Linked DNA regions of Homo sapiens: all the other regions are linked to region 2. The links are chromatin contacts, found by Hi-C or POLR2A ChIA-PET in ENCODE. All regions are on one chromosome and are shown on one strand. Each heading gives the region's core, a stretch centred on a gene start or an enhancer-like site at or near the end of the contact. The rest is flanking DNA. Distances are from core to core; before and after follow the strand shown.

What was found. A loop is a pair of places that touch in the nucleus more often than their neighbours do. ChIA-PET counts read pairs that join two places held with the same protein, here RNA polymerase II (POLR2A). Pooled maps may share reads with other maps.
Region 1: a pooled map shows a loop between it and region 2 (9-fold over the local background). The contact joins the promoter of ACBD4 here to the promoter of GPATCH8 in region 2. A Hi-C loop is called at or near these places in 7 of 50 pooled maps. POLR2A ChIA-PET finds 5 or more read pairs at or near these places in 4 of 52 experiments (MCF 10A, WTC11, activated B cell and 1 more).
Region 3: a loop to region 2 is called in a map of CD4-positive, alpha-beta T cell, with 3 times the contacts of the local background. The contact joins the promoter of DUSP3 here to the promoter of GPATCH8 in region 2. A Hi-C loop is called at or near these places in 1 of 168 maps with a recorded cell type or tissue (CD4-positive, alpha-beta T cell) and 6 of 50 pooled maps. POLR2A ChIA-PET finds 5 or more read pairs at or near these places in 1 of 52 experiments (BJ).

What each region holds. Positions count from the first base shown.
Region 1 is chr17:45,133,514-45,136,936 of GRCh38, reverse strand. ACBD4 (acyl-CoA binding domain containing 4) reads right to left here and starts at 1,250. Exons shown (of 10, transcript NM_001135705.3): 1 at 984-1,250; 2 at 705-829; 3 at 317-437; 4 at 161-245. The coding sequence starts at 792.
Region 2 is chr17:44,501,973-44,505,101 of GRCh38, reverse strand. GPATCH8 (G-patch domain containing 8) reads left to right here and starts at 1,696. Exons shown (of 8, transcript NM_001002909.4): 1 at 1,696-1,776. The coding sequence starts at 1,732. RefSeq lists a silencer at 1,413-1,762 and an enhancer at 1,863-1,962.
Region 3 is chr17:43,777,049-43,780,244 of GRCh38, reverse strand. DUSP3 (dual specificity phosphatase 3) reads left to right here and starts at 1,268. Exons shown (of 3, transcript NM_004090.4): 1 at 1,268-1,445. The coding sequence starts at 1,321. RefSeq lists a silencer at 1,088-1,777 and an enhancer at 1,710-2,004.

The DNA.
Region 1 (3,423 bases), core at 1-2,500, 630 kb before region 2:
TGTGCCCAGTCAGGGGCCAAAGATAGGCAGGGTTGGGGGTAACATGAAGGTGGTGATTCCCATGAGGGGGTCCATGTGTAGGAAACGTAGTGGGGGTCAGAACTGGAAGGGTGAGGCCACCTGGCCAGGAGCCTGGGGACAGAGAACCTGCAGCCCTTACCTTCTGTGCCACCAGTTTCATTTCAGTGATGTAGGCAGACATGGCCTCCTCCCTGCTCATCTTGCCCAGACTGTTCCAGGCGTCCCTGGGGGCAGAGGGCTGTGAGAGGGCTGCTTGACAGCTGAGGCTTGTCTGCCCAGCCAGCAGGGAGCTCACCACTTATATCGTCCAATGGGGTCCCAGAACCCGGGCCGGGGGACCAGGCAGGGCCCCATGGTGGCCTGCTTGTAGTAACTGTAGAATCGCAGCATCTCTTCATAGGAGGGGCGGTAAGAACCTGGGCAGAGAGTTGGGAAGCCAGGGCAAAGCATCACTCCCAGCTCCAAGGGGCGGAGGGGCGGGAGAACCCTGCTTGGAAAGGGCAGAGGTGGTGATGGGTCCCACCCAGGGCATCTGGACTAGGATAGGAAGCGGAGGGAACCCCCAGGACAGCCCAGGCAGGGGCTTGTCTGCAAAAACTGCAGTGATCAGGACCATTCTTTCTTCAGAGTCAGACCCCAGGCGTCCTGAATGCGAGTCCAAATGCGAGTCCCCGCAGCCTCACCGTTCTTGGGCAGGTTCTGGATGACGCTCACTGCAGCCTGGAACTGTTTCTGGCAGTCGGGCTCTGGGCTTTCTTTCTCGGTGCCCATGCTGCTGCGAGCCCTGGGGCCCTACTTTTGAGCGACTCTGCAAGAAGCAGCCTTCGTGTGAGGGGGCCTCCAGGGTCCCCCCGGCACCATAAGCCAAGGATTCACTTCCCAGAGGGGCAAACTAAGCTCTTTAGAGGCCTCAGACACCCTGGGAGGTCAGAAGTTGTGGTTGAGGAGCCTCCTTTTCCTACCTCAAGGCAGTGTGGTGGGGTCAGGGTCGCCAGGTGGCGAGGCAGGTGGCGAGGGCCTCAGTGCCAGATGTGTCCGTCCCCAGATGCGCCTCCTTTAGGTGCACATCTCCAACTCCCGAACAGGTGGAGAAACAAGATAGGAGTACTCAGGGCGGGGCGAACAGTCTCCCACCCTGGCCGCCTGCACCTTGGCCCAGCGTGTGCCCCGCGGCGCCCACTGCCAGGACACCTGGGTCCTCTCTCGCCACCACCCCGCGGCTTCCTACTGACCCCGGGGTCCAGCAGGGCCGGGATGGCGACGCAGATCGAGGGGGGGAATTTAGGCCAATGAGAGAGCCTGTTTCACATTCGGCTTACCTACCTCAACCATTCAGCACAGCTCTTTCAAGATCATGCAAATAGTTTCTCAGAGCCTTTCCCAATCAGGCGGGGCTTAATCGAAGGGTCGGACTTCCCAGCCCGGGATGGCCAAGGCGGGCGGCAGCGCCCCCTGGTGCACATAGTGAAAGGTCGTGGCGTCCTAGCGCCCCCTGGTGGAAATCCGCATCTGTTCGCTGATATCCAGGCCTGGCCGATCCGAGGCAACCCACTCAGCTCTCTAGACACTTAGGCACTGGGGATTAAAAAAAGTCATGTCCTGTGGTCAGGTGTTCTAGAGGAAGGACATCACAGCTCAGTTTTGGAAGATGGTCGGGCACGGTGGCTCATGCCTGTAATCCCAGAACTTTGGGAGGCCAAGGCGGGCGGATCACCTGAGGTCAGGAGTTCGAGACCAGCCGGGCCAACATAGTGAAACCCCATCTCTACTAAAAATACACAAATTAGCCGGGCGTGGTGGCGCGCGCCTGTAATCCCAGCTACACGGGAGGCTGAGGCAGGAGAATCGCTTGAACCCGGGAGGTGGAGATTGCAGTGAGCCAAGATTGCCCCACTGCACTCCAGCCTGGGCGAGAGTGAGACTCCATCTCAAAAAAAAAAAAAGAGTAAGCAAAATGGACATCGCAGAATGATGGTTACCAGAGGCTGGGAAGGGTACTGGGGAGGGGGGGAAATGGGTACAAAAATACAGTTAGAATGAATGAGATCCAGTGTTCGGTAGCACAATACAACGATTATAGTTACCAATAATTTATTGTATCTTTTTATTTTGTTTATTTTATTTTATTTATTTATTTTTTTGAGACGGAGTCTCACTCTCTCCCGGGCTGGAGTGCAGTGGCGTGATCTCGGCTCACTGCAATCTCCGCCTCCCGGGTTCACGCCATTCTCCTGCCTCAGCCTCCCGAGCAACTGGGATTACAGGCGCTCGCCACCACGCCCAGCTAATTTTTTGTATTTTTTAGTAGAGACGGGGTTTCACCATATTAGCCAGGATGGTCTCGATCTCCTGACCTCGTGATCCGCCGACCTCGGCCTCCCAAAGTGTTGGGATTACAGGCGTGAGCCACCGCGCCCGGCCTATTGTATCTTTTTAAATTAATTATTTTAAAAACAATTTTTGTAGAGGCAGAAGTCTCATTATGTTGCCCAGGCTGGTCTTCATTCAATACCTGGCCTCAAGTGATCATCCCACCTCTGCCTCCCAAAGTGCTGGGATTACAGGCGTGAGCCACCGCATCCGGCCAATTTATTGTATATTTCAAAATAACTGGGCGGGAAGTGGTGGCTCAGGCCTGTAGTCCCAACACTTTGGGAGGCCAAGGCAAGAGAATTGCTTTGAGGCTGCAGTGAGCTATGATCATGCCACTGCACTCCACCCTGGGCAACCAAGTAGTGAGACCTTGTCTCTAATAAACAAATAAAATACAAATACAAATAACTAAAAGCGGAATTGGAATGTTCCTAATACAAAGGAATGATAAATGCTTGAGGTGATGGTTACTTCAATTACCTTGATTTGATCATTACACATTTTATACCTGTATCAAAACATTACATGCCTCTCCATAATTCTCTGCAACTATTAAGTGTCCATAACAATTAAAAGAAATGTAGACTTAGCCTATCCAACAACAAGAATAACAAAAGGGTAAACCAGGAGAATAAGGAAGGTTGTTTCTGGAGGAAGGAACGGCAGGATCAAAAGCACAAAGGCGAATACGATAATCAAGAAGAAAATTCAGGGCCGGGCGCGGTGGCTCACGCCTGTAATCCCAGCACTTTGGGAGGCCGAGGCGGGCGGATCACGAGGTCAGGAGATCGAGACCATCCCGGCTAAAACGGTGAAACCCCGTCTCTACTAAAAATACAAAAAATTAGCCGGGCGTAGTGGCGGGCGCCTGTAGTCCCAGCTACTTGGGAGGCTGAGGCAGGAGAATGGCGTGAACCCGGGAGGCGGAGCTTGCAGTGAGCCGAGATCCCGCCACTGCACTCCAGCCTGGGCGACGGAGCGAGACTCCGTCTCAAAAAAAAAAAAAAAAAAAAAAAAAAAAAGAAAATT
Region 2 (3,129 bases), core at 447-2,946:
GGCGGGCGGATCACAAGGTCAGGAGTTCCAGACCAGCCTTGCCAACATGGTGAACCCCGCCTCCACTAAAAATACAAAAAAAAAAAAAAAAAAAAAAGTCCGGGCGAGGTGGCTCACGCCTGTAATTCCAGCATTTTGGGAGGCCGAGGCAGGCGGATCACGAGGTCAGGAGATCGAGACCAGCCTGGCTAACACGGTGAAACCCCGTCTCTACTAAAAATACAAAAAATTAGCCGGGCTTGGTGGCGGGCGCCTGTAGTCCCAGCTACTCGGGAGGCTGAGGCAGGAGAATGGCGTGAACCCGGAAGGCGGAGCTTGCAGTGAGCCGAGATCGCGCCACTGCACTCCAGCCTGGGCGACAGAGTGAGACTCCTTTTCAAAAAAAAAAAAAAACAAATGAGCTGGGCTTAGTGGTGGGCGCCTGTAATCCCAGCTACTAGGGTGGCTGAGGCAGGAGAATCTCTTGAACCTGGGAGGCGGAGGTTGCAGTGAGCCGAGATTGCGCCACTGTACTCCGGCGACAGTGCGAGACTCCGTCTCAAAAAAAAAAAAAAAAAAAGAATACAATGTTTGAATTCTGTGTGCCCTGCCTCCCCTTAGATGGAAGCGTAGGCTGAAGCATGGGTGGGGCAAAGGGTAACAGCTAGAAAATACACACCCTTCCTCAAAAAATTACATTCCATTTGACTCTTTCAGGGCAGGGTAAGACCCATTTTTCCATTGTGTGATTTCTGTCAACTACTCTTTTCAAAAGGAGAGAAGTCCTGCCACCCTTCTATGTGTTTTATGTATTTTGGCTAAGAGTCCTGGAGCACTGGGTGAGGTCCTCAGAAGGGATGGAAAAATCCGATTCTTGACTCTCATAGTCAGCGCTAGGCAGGAGCATCAGAGATTACTGAATCCAATTTCCCTATTGTATAAAAAGGAAACTGAAGCCCAGAGAGCTTTAGTCGATCTGGATCAACTTCGGTCCCTTGTGAAATACTTCTCTCAAAGGATGGCTCGAAGTCAAGCTCCTTGCAGTCTTTGGGCCTTTGGGTCTAACGTTCCCTATGCCCCAATGCTGTAGGCTCCTCGCTGTGCCTCGGTCAAAGGTCCTTTCAGAGACTGTCCCTCTCAGCACTGTGGCCAGTTTTACTTTTTTGTGGCACTTGTTGATATTTAAAAATATTTATTTTACGAGTTATGTGAGTTCTTCCACTGGAATGAAATCCCCATAAGAGGAGATCATTCCTGTCTCGTTCACCGTTGAATCCTCAGGGTGAGCTGAGATTCGAAGCTAAGCAGTCTGGCTCTAAGGTCGCGCTTTCGGCCCAACATTATGCTGCTATTTAGTGAAGACGATGGACTTCTGCGCACACGGGGAAGCAACAGTGAGAAAAGACACCCGGAAGTGAGCAACAGCAAAACATCCAGATTTGTCCGCACGGTGCCCCCTCTGACCTTTCCCTCCGGAAGCTCTCGCGGCTCTCGGGCGGGAGTGCGCACGCGCGGCCACCGGGGTCGCTCCGGGTCGCGCGCGGAGCAGGGGCTAGAGGGAAGGGTCAGCCTCCAGGGCTGGCAGGCGCCTGCGCCGCGGGGCTCCCGTCAGGACGCGCATTCTCGCTCCCTCCCTCGGCTGCGCGCGCCCGGTGGGCGTGGGAGGAGGCGGGGAACCGGGGAGGGGTGGGTGTCGCAGGAGGGAAGGAGCGAACCGGAGAGCGTCGTCCTGAGAGGAGTGAAGGCGGCAAAATGGCGGACCGCTTCTCCCGCTTCAACGAAGACCGAGACTTTCAGGTAAACACGGGCGTCGCCGAGGATGCGGGGAAGGCGCTGGTCTAGCCCAGAACCTCCTTCATCTCCGGCTCCCAGCCCTCTTTCCTTCCAGTTTTGCTCCGACTTGCGAACCAGCTCGCTCTTCTCCCGTCTCTGCTTTCTCAAGAGGCCTCCCGGCTTGAGGGAGGCCGCATCTCCTCGCACCCGCATTCTCTTACCCCTGAAACTCAGGCCGCGGGGCTTGCGGCTTCCGCCTGTTTGGCATCGGATTTCGGAACCGGGCCTGAGCGCCGTGTGAGGGGCTGTGCCCTCCAGGTCTGCCCGATCTGTGCCGGCGAAGGGCTGGCTCCCAGGGGACAAGAGGGGTGGTTGGGTTGGGCTGAGAGGGCTTGGGGGAGAGTATTGCTGAGGCCAAGGCTTCCGAACCCCGGGATTTTGCTCTCACGGATCCTTTTGGGGTCCTTCTCTTTTCTTTCTTCACTGTGATAAATCAATTCCTTTCATTGTCTGCTTTTCCTCTTCCTTACCTGGGAAAAGGTTGCCTTCGCTATCAGACGCCTTATTGGTTAGTCATACATTGAGATTTCGCGGGGCATAAGTGTTGCTGTTATTAGGCTGTTAATTGGGCTTGGAAAGCAGTAAGTTACTGGACTATGATCCGATGTGAGCCTAACCTCAAATCCTATCTCGAAAGATTTGTGAGAAGCGTGATGATAATAGGCCGTCCACGCATGGGGTCACTAGTGCCAAAAGCTTGATTTTTCTTTCTTCAATTGCAAATGTTAGTATGGAAAAATGCCCTTACGATGGCAAGCTCTATTGAGTAAAAAATAAAGGCCAAATTAGAATAACTTGTTTTTTCGCTGTTGAAAATACCTTTCTGTTGAAATTGTTACCGCGGAAATCTCGAAGACTAAAAGGGATTTAGTAGAGATTGGCTATTTCTAGGTAAAATACATCCGTAGAGTCTCAAAAAAAAAAAAAAAACACTGCATTACTACCGCATATCCTGGCAACTGCAATTTGGGTCGGGATGAATCTCAGAACTCAAGTTTTTATCCCGCTGCAGATCCTACTCAAAGCAGTACGAAAGCACTCTAGATGTGTTTCAGAAGGCAGTTTAAAGAGTTTGAATTCCCTGAGATGATAGGATTGGTAAATAAATAGGTAAAGCAGTTTAACAATTTTAACTCAGCACTGTTAACAGTCTAGTACATAGAACGCTTATGAGAAGTTTTGCAGCAGTAAGGGATCTGGGGGCTGTTAAAAAGCCTTGTGATCATGCGCCTGCTGTATAGCTGCAGCACAATACAGGAGAGTCTCAGGATGTTCTAAGGATATAATGCAGATTCACCAAAGTTTGAAGCAGTTCAT
Region 3 (3,196 bases), core at 19-2,518, 720 kb after region 2:
GCTTTCCCCGCTGCTTAGAATGCAGATGCTGCCAGCCAACACCAGAAGGAAAGAAGTGGTGCACCGGGAGGGGTGGGCAGGCACGGGGTGGGGTGAGGGATACAGAAATTCCAGCCTTGGTTACACATCTTGGGCTATCAGCTAAGTAGTCTCCACTGCAATAGCTCCCCTGAAGGTGCAAGACCACAAGTTTTGGAGGAGGAGAAAGTTGACCCTAATGATAATCGGATCCAATTCCTTTTGCAAATGAGGAAACTGAAGACCACAGCAGCAGCAACGTTACTCAAGAACCAAGTTGGTGGCAGGGCTGGGCTCAGGATGTGGGGTTCCTGAATTCAAGGCCAAATTTGCCCTTTTGCAGGAAGGAAACTGCCAGTTTTTCATGGCAGTAGGGGAGGGCAGCTTTCCTCCAGTACAGAGACTATCTTTTGTACTTAGTGGGAGTTCAGGAAATGCTGAGTGGCTTATGGTGGGCTGGCATCTGCTCCAGGAAGGGCTGCAGGAGTCTGATTTATCTCCACCCCAGCACAGGGTATAGCACCCACTGGGTGCTCAACGCATTTGTTGATGAAGGACTAACACCTATTGAGTGCTCGCCATGCAGTGCTGGGTGCCTTCTTTGAATGTCACATTTAACCCTTCCAGCAACCCTAGAATTAGGTACCATTACTATCCCGCTTTTTTTTTTTTTCCCTGCAAACAGGCTCAGGTTAAGTAATTCCTCAGAATTCCAAACCTGACTGCTTTTAAGCACGACGATGACTCTCAATGAATGTTGAAAGCAGATGCGCCCCAGAGTAGGGCTTCTCAGACTTTGACCGTAGGGACCTCCTGGGGTCCGTAAAATGTCCACTCTGATCCAGCAGGGCTGGGCTGGGGCGGGGATTCTGTCAAGCGCCCGGGTGGTGCCTCCACTGCAGGGAGCCGCTCACGAGCCGAACCCGGCGGTCCCTGTAATCATGAAAGACTGAAGCGACCCCTAGGTGTACCTCCGCCACGAAATGTTTATTGGGCCCTGCATTTAATTCAGGGAAGGAAGTTACCGCGCTTGCCAGTTTACAAAGATACACAAACGGCCTGGACCGGGATGGGGCGAGGACCCCTGAGACTCCAGGGCGGTGGCGTCTTCCCCCCGGGACGCGCCCAGGAGTGGCGCGCGGGGCCCCCGCGTCACGGCGCCCGCGCTCCGCAGCTCCCGGAGCCCGGCGGGCCCGCCCCAGGGGCGGGACGGGGCGGCTCCCGGCGCGAGCCCCCGCCCAGCTGATCCGCCGCTCTCCGCCTCGCTTGCTCCTGCCGGGCGTGCAGGGCCCCGCCGCCGCCATGTCGGGCTCGTTCGAGCTCTCGGTGCAGGATCTCAACGACCTGCTCTCGGACGGCAGCGGCTGCTACAGCCTCCCGAGCCAGCCCTGCAACGAGGTCACCCCGCGGATCTACGTGGGCAACGCGTGAGTCCCTTTCGCGAGCCCGGCCCCGCCGTCCCTCTCGGGACGCCCCGCCCACCCGAGGCTGGGGTCGGGGTGTCGCGAGTCTTGGGTTGGGGGAGCCCGGGCGCGATGGCCCCTCCGGGAGCCACAGCGGGGGCTTGGGAGGGGCCTGGAGTCGACGCCTACCCCCGCGCGTGGGGCCAAGGAACTGGAACCCTGCCTGGCCGGGCGCGGCCCTTCCCCGTGGCGGGGTGCACGGAGCCCGGGTGGCGCCTGCCCGGGTCCCAGCCGCCACCCGCTTGGGGCTTGGCCTTGGGCGGGGTCGGGGCTACCATGTTCACTTAACAGGTGACCCTCGGTCGCCCGGCCGGTCTCCTGCCCGCGCGTCATGTGACAGCTGCCTGGTTCTGCAGTGAGGTCACCGCGGAATGTCTGCCTTCGCCGCCATGGCAACGGGCCGACGTCACAATTCGGGCATGGAATTTTCCCGGCCCGGCAGTCCCGGATCAGGGAACCTAAACACCCCAAATGAGCGAGTCCGGGGAGCTGGGCCGGGATTTCCAGGCCCCCACCTTCCAGATGTGATTTGATTTACAGGAGATTCTAGAACGGTCCAGTGATAACCCCCCTAAGGACCTGAGCCACCACCTAGAAAAGGCTCTTGACCTTTCACCCCCAGGCTCTGTCACCCAGGCTGGAGTGCAATGGCGAGATCTCGGCTCACTGCAACCTCTGCCTCCTGGGTTCAAGCAATTCTCCTGCCTCAGCCTCCCGAGTAGCTGGGATTACAGGCGCCCGCCACCACGCCTGGCTACTTTTTGTATTTTTAGTAGAGACGGGGTTTCACCATATTGGCCAGGCTGGTCTCTTGGCCAGGCTGGTCTCAAACTCCTGACCTCATGATCCGCCCACCTCGGCCTCCAAAAGTGCTGGGATTACAGGCGTGAGCCACCGCACCCGGACAGTAAGAGATTTTTTTTAATTTAAATTTTAAATTTTTTTTCTAGTAAGAATGTCTAATCAGCAGGAAAGAACCAGTGTTAACATTCTGAGATGTGAAATAGGAGCCTCAAGAAAGAATATATTAGCATGCCTGTACAGCCTTGGAAAGCCTCAAGTTGGATTTTCACGATACTCTGAGGACCCAGTTACCAAAATCCTAAGCTTCATGGCTCAGCCCAAGGATGGCATGTTGAAAACTCAAAACTAACCCTCCTCCCATTTTACAGAGGAGGAAATGGTGGCTCAGAGTGTGTGAGGGACTACAAGGACAGGGTCAATGTCTTGTTCATGTATGTATTTCCTGACCTCCGCTATGACCTGCTGTTTAGCCTGCCAAGGACTGCCACGGAAATGGGGGTCATCATGGAACTAGAAGGGGTCCATCAGGCCCCAGCCTCATGGGGACAGTTCTCATCCATTCCATCATTCATTCACCAGTCTGAGCACCTGCTTTATGTCAGGCACTGTACAATGTTCATTCATAGTAGAGATAGTAATAATGATAATTGTAAATTTTTTGAATGTTGAATTATTAATAGTATTAGAGGCCTGGCACGATGGCTCACGCCTGTAATCCCAGCACTTTGGGAGGCCGAGGCGGGTGGGTCACCTGAGGTCAGCAGTTCGAGACCAGCCTGACCAACATGGTGAAACCCTGTCTCTACTAAAAATACAAAAATTAGCTGGGCATGGTGCCTGGCGCCTGTGATCCCAGCTACTCCGGAGGCTGAGGCAGGAGAATCGTTTGAACACGGGAGGTGGAGGTTACA